Regions from separate parts of the Homo sapiens genome. Here region 1 is linked to region 2. Evidence: read pairs that join two places in POLR2A ChIA-PET (ENCODE). Cell type or tissue: GM12878. All regions are shown on one strand. Links, peaks and the distances in the headings refer to the core of each region. The heading gives the core; the rest is flanking DNA. Region 1 overlaps LOC102725238 (a long non-coding RNA gene). Region 2 holds the start of TUBG2 (tubulin gamma 2).

Region 1 (2,802 bases), core at 180-2,679, 230 kb before region 2:
TTTTTTGTACTTTTAGTAGAGACGGGGTTTCACCAGGTTGGTCAGCCTGGTCTCGAACTCCTGACATCAGGTGATCCACCCACCTCGGCCTCCCAAGGTGCTGGGATTACAGGCATGAGCCACAGCACCCGGCCTCTAAAAAATTTTATCTCTATCCCAGCAACTAGTTTCTTTTCCAGGAGACATCAATTATTACTATATTCTCTTTTTTTTTTTTAGGTGGAGTTTTGCTCTTGTTTCCCAGGCTAGAGTATAGTGGCACCATCTCGGCTCACTGCAACCTCTGCCTCCCGGGTTCAAGCAATTCTCATGCCTCAGCCTCCCAAGTAGCTGAGATTACAGGCATGTGCCACTACGCCTGGCTAATTTTTGTATTTTTAGTAGAGAAGGAGTTTTACCATGTTGGCGAGGCTGGTCTTGAACTCCTGACCTCAGATGATTCACCCACCTCGGCCTCCCAAAGTGCTGGGATTACAGGTGTGAGCCACCATGCCAAGCCTATTATTACTATTCTCTTGCGGAATCTTCTATAGACTATTTCTGCATATATGATCATACATATATATATTTCAGCACTTTCCTGTTTTCAGTTATTAATATGTTTTATGGATAGTTCCATATCAGTACATGTAGAACTGCCTTGTTTTCCAATGTATACGTCTACTATATTTGTTTAACCAGTTCCCTATCAATGGACATTTACAGATTACAATTTAAATCTCATGGGGGAGGAGTTGCTGAAGACAAGTGGGATTTTTTTGTTTTTGTTTTTTGCTTTTGAGGCAGGATCTCATTCTGTTGCCTAGGCTGGAGTGCAGTTGCTCAATCAGGGCTTACTGCAGCCTCGAACTGCTGGGCTCAAGCAATCCTCCCAACTCAGCCTCCAGAGTAGCTGGGACCACAGGTACACACCACCACACCTGGCTAATTTTTAAATTTCTTGTAGAGACAGAGTCCCAGCCATGGGGTTTTGCCACGTTGCCTAGGCTGGTCTTGAACTCCTGGGCTCAAGTGATCCTCCCGTCTTGGCCTCCTGAAGTGCTGGGATTACAGGAATGGGCCACTGTGCCCAGCCTCATCAGGAAAGTATTTCTATACCACTTCTTCAAACAGGAATGTCAGAATTTGTGGATGAGTCAAGTTATGTCCCAGGGGTAGTCCAGTGAATACATCTCTGACTCATTTAATGCCTCCTTAATGGATGATTTCTGTAAAAGGGCCCTACCCCTGCATGCCTATGTTGGAGAAAAATCTGCATCAACAAGTTTCTCTCACATTCCTTTTCTTACTAAATGCCAGCTAAGTCCAACAGGGGGCATGCTGAGGCATATTGTACTAGCTCCACCAGCACAGATGCCGCAAACTGGAGCAGAGCAGTCCTTTCCAGAGCATTTCACTCCATTCCAGTGAAAATAAGCAGTTTCTCTTCATTTGTAACTGCATTCAGCATGCCATTGCCTGCATTCAGGGTTGTTGGTTTGCATTTTCCATTGCTCACTCTATTTGCTTGCTGAAAGGCACACTGTTCCATTGTGTGCTTTCAGCCACTGAGACAGAATCCATAAAAGGGATAGTGAGGTAAAAGCAAACAACCCCTTTGGCCCAGAAAAAGGACACCAGGATGCAACATGTCAGCAGTTAGAATCTTACAGGGTGCTCTATCGTATTCTTCCATCCATCTACTTGTTCAATAAAACATGACTACTTCGCACTAGCCATTTACTGGGCTAGGGACTTTAATGAGGATAAATCAAGTCTAGTCCTTTTTTTTTTTTTTTTTTTTTTGAGACGGAGTCTCACTGTTGCCCAGGCTGGAGTACAGTGGCGCCATCTCAGCTCACTGCAACCTCTGCCTCCCAGATTCTCCTCCCTCAGCTTCCCAAGTACCTGGGATCACAGGCACCCACCACCACATCTGGCTAATTTTTATAGAGTTGGGGTTTCGCCATGTTGGCCATGGCTGGTCTTGAACTCCTGATCTCAGGTGACCCGCCTGCTTCGGCCTCCCAAAGTGCTGGGATTATTGGCGTGAGCCACTGCACCCGGCCTTTTTTTTTTTTTTGAGACGGAGTCTCGCTGTGTTGCCAGGCTGGACTGCAGTGGCGCGATCTTGGCTCACTGCAACCTCCGCCTCCCGGGTTCAAGTGATTCTCCTGCCTCAGCCTCCTGAGTAGCCGGGATTACAGGCACACAGCACCATGCCCAGCTAATTTTTGTATTTTGAGTAGAGATGGGTTTTACCATGTTGGCCAGGCTGGTCTCAAACACCTGATCTCAGGTGATCCACCCAAAGTGCTGGGATTACAGGCATGAGACACCACGCCTGGCCACCCCCAGCATTTTTTTTTTTTTTAAAGACAAAGTCACATTCTGTTGTCCAGGCTTGAGTGCAGTGGTGCGATCTCAGCTTGTTGCAGCCTCGACTTCCTGAGCTCAGGTGAGCCTCCTATCAGCCTCCCATGTAGTTGGGACTACAGCTGTATGCCACTACACCTGGCTAAATTTTTTTTTTTTTTTTTTTTTTGTAGAGATGGGGTTTTGCCATATTTCCCAGGCCACTCTTGAACTCCTGGGCTCAAGTGATCTGTTCACCTCGGCCTCCCAAAGTGCTGGCATTACAGGTGTGAAACTCTGCACCTGGCCAGATGCATAGTGTCTGACACAGCTGAAAGCTCCCCCCCAGCATAGGGAAAGCAGTCACTACTCTCAGGAAGAGTGGGGAAGGGTTCACAGGTGAGGGTAGGTACAAAGGAGGGGGAAAGGACCCCCTCCCAAACCCAGTATCTTGCGGTGTGAAAGGGC
Region 2 (2,802 bases), core at 44-2,543:
TTAGTCTCAAAAAAAAAAAAAAATCTTAAGTGGCATTTACAGTGTTTGTGATTCTAGATCAGGCTACGTTTCATTCCATAAAATAAATAGAATGAGTGTTCAGATGAGTCAAGCACAGGTTAGTTTTTATGGACAAAAAAGGGTAGAGAAAAATAGAAACAGAAGGAAAAAAAGCAGATGGGTCCTTTCAAAGTTACTTTTCTTGTAAAAGGACTTCCGTATCATGCCGGCTCACACTGGCTTGTTTGGGGTTTTGGCTCTTCCTTCCCTCTCCTGATTCCTCTGAAGGTTTGATAAACAACTTAGTGTTGCTTAGTGACATAGAACTTTAGCGTGAGTGACTCCATTTTGGTTTGGTCTGTTGAGCCAAGCACAGGAGCTCAGTGCAAATCAATGGCCTCCTATAAAATTTATTTAACTGAACCCTTGTGCATTGCTGGTGGGAATTTAAAATGGTGCAGCTACCATGGAAAATCGTATGGCGATTCCTCAGAACATTAAACACAATTACCATATGATCCAGCAATTCTACCTCTGGGTGTATATCCAAAATAATTGAAAGCAGGGACTCGAACAGATATTTGTACACTCACATTCAAAGCAGCAACATTCACAATAGCCAAAAGGTGGAAGCAACCCAAATGTCCATGGAGGGATGAATGGTTATGCAAAATGTGGTACATCTATACAATGGAATATTATTCAGTTGTAAAAAGGAAGGAAATTCTGACACATGCTACGAAATGGAAGGATCTTGAAGATATTATGTTAAGTGAAAGAAGCCAGACCCAAAAAGACAAATACTGTATAATTCCACTCATATCAGGTGCCTAGAGTAGTCAAGGGGAAGTTACTGTTTAATCGCGATAGAGTTTCAGTTTGGGAAGATAAGAAAGTTCTAGAAAAGAATGGTGGTGGTGGTTACAGAACAATGTGAGTGTACTTGGTGCCACAGAACTGTATGCAGTACTTACAAATGGTTACAATGGTAAATTTAGGCCAGGAGTGGTGGCTCATGCCTGTAATCCCAGCATTTTGGGAGGCCAAGGCAGGAGGATTGATTGAGGCCAGTAGTTTAAGACCATCTTGGGCAACACGGTGAGATCCCCATCTCTATAAAAATACATTTTAAAAATTTAAAAATTAGCTGGGCGTGGTAGCACACGCCTGTAGTCCCAGCTACTCGGGAGACTGAAGTGGGAGGATCACTTAAGCCAGAAGTTCAAGGCTACAGTGAGCTATGATCGCGCCACTGCACTCCAGCCTGGGCGACAGAGCGAGACCCTTCTAAAAAATAAAAAGGTAACATACATGTGTATGTATTGTAACACCATTAAAAAACAGAAATTTAAACGAAGAAAAGTTGGCTTCTAGCCCTTTGATCTAGCAAAGCTGACAGTGTCCTCACCTACCAATATAGGTAGATGACTCCTTACACGTGGACAAGCACATCCACCTGGCCGCTTCTCCCCTTTCCTCCCCTCCCCCGTTCCTCTCCTCCCCAACACATCCAGGTTCCGACCCTGCCACCCCCAACGAGTCTCACTGCGCAGGCGCGGAGCGGTGGGCAGGAGCGGGCGTGGCCTGACTCTGCGCCTGTGCGGAATTCCAGCTGCGACTGCTGAGGGAGAAAATGATGCCCAGGTTGGGCTCCCCGGCCCACCGGCCGAGGAGAGGCCTGCGCTGCACACGCGCAGACCGAGCATCCGCGTCAAGAGGCGAAGAGAGCGCGCGCTCCCCACGTCCTGCGCTCCTGGCTGCCGGGCATTCGTCTCAGCCGTGACTCTCGCCAGGCCGGGGCTGGCGCGCCCACGTCTGAAGAGCGATGCCCCGGGAGATCATCACCCTGCAGCTGGGCCAGTGCGGCAACCAGAGTGAGCAAGCGAGCGCCGGCCCCGCCGGTCTCTGGTTCTGCCCCTTCGGGTCCCACCCAAGTGCCTGGCTTCCACCAGTCCCCCTTTCCCTTCCATGAACCCCCTGCCCTGCTGCTCTGGATAACCCAGACCGAGAGCTGCGCCTCCAGCCCGGGGCTGGGGCAGCTACCAAACCCAGGCATCTTGGGTCCACCCTCTGATCGTGTCAGCCTCTGAGACTAAAACTGGGCTCCTCAGGCCTTAAGGCTCCAGCAGACCCGGGCATCTCCCCCCTCCCCCAGTTGGGTTCGAGTTCTGGAAACAGCTGTGCGCCGAGCATGGTATCAGCCCCGAGGGCATCGTGGAGGAATTCGCCACCGAGGGCACTGACCGCAAGGACGTCTTTTTCTACCAGGTGCCCCCAGCGACTTGGCCGGGGGCGGCAGTGGCCCAAGGGGGCGGAAGGGAAGGGAGTGGCCTGGTACTGGGAACCCCGCTGGGCAGTAGGGCCAGGCGGCTGGCTTGAGGAGGGAGGGCCGGAGGGAGCCAGAGTTGGGAGGACTTCGGACTTGGGCCGCCCTAGCTGATTGGGCCCCCTCCTGGACTCCCCTTGACAGGCAGACGATGAGCACTACATCCCCCGGGCCGTGCTGCTGGACTTGGAACCCCGGGTGATCCACTCCATCCTCAACTCCCCCTATGCCAAGCTCTACAACCCAGAGAACATCTACCTGTCGGAACATGGAGGAGGAGCTGGCAACAACTGGGCCAGCGGATTCTCCCAGGTGTCCTAGCGACCATTCCAGAGACCTTTGATATTCCCATCCAGAGGCAAGGCAGGCTCAAGCTACTAGGAATTTGACCTGACTGACAGAAAATAAGAGACAAAAGGATGTCCCGAACAAGAGGGACAGCCAGGGAGAGGTTTATGCAAATTTTGTGCAAATCA

The links. Peaks named below come from ENCODE experiments on the same cell type or tissue, not always from the same donor. Only the 100,000 strongest peaks of a DNase experiment are listed, where the experiment ranks them.
Region 1: POLR2A ChIA-PET joins it to region 2 with 5 read pairs; 3 of 35 experiments call an interaction of 5 or more read pairs at or near these places.

What each region holds. Positions count from the first base shown.
Region 1 is chr17:42,427,274-42,430,075 of GRCh38, forward strand. The region is part of intron 2 of LOC102725238 (a long non-coding RNA gene); the gene reads left to right. Among named protein-coding and RNA genes, the nearest start is that of CAVIN1, 5.4 kb to the left of the region's middle. In GM12878, for the core only: a CTCF peak has its summit at 1,316; a DNase peak (open chromatin) is centred at 1,327.
Region 2 is chr17:42,657,679-42,660,480 of GRCh38, forward strand. It overlaps TUBG2 (tubulin gamma 2), which reads left to right and starts at 1,606. Exons shown (of 11, transcript NM_016437.3): 1 at 1,606-1,874; 2 at 2,156-2,268; 3 at 2,471-2,638. The coding sequence starts at 1,826. RefSeq lists enhancers at 1,438-2,205, 1,563-1,622, 1,633-1,702, 1,753-1,822. In GM12878, for the core only: no CTCF peak of the experiment used is centred there; no DNase peak of the experiment used is centred there; H3K4me3 peaks cover 1,312 bases; H3K27ac peaks cover 841 bases.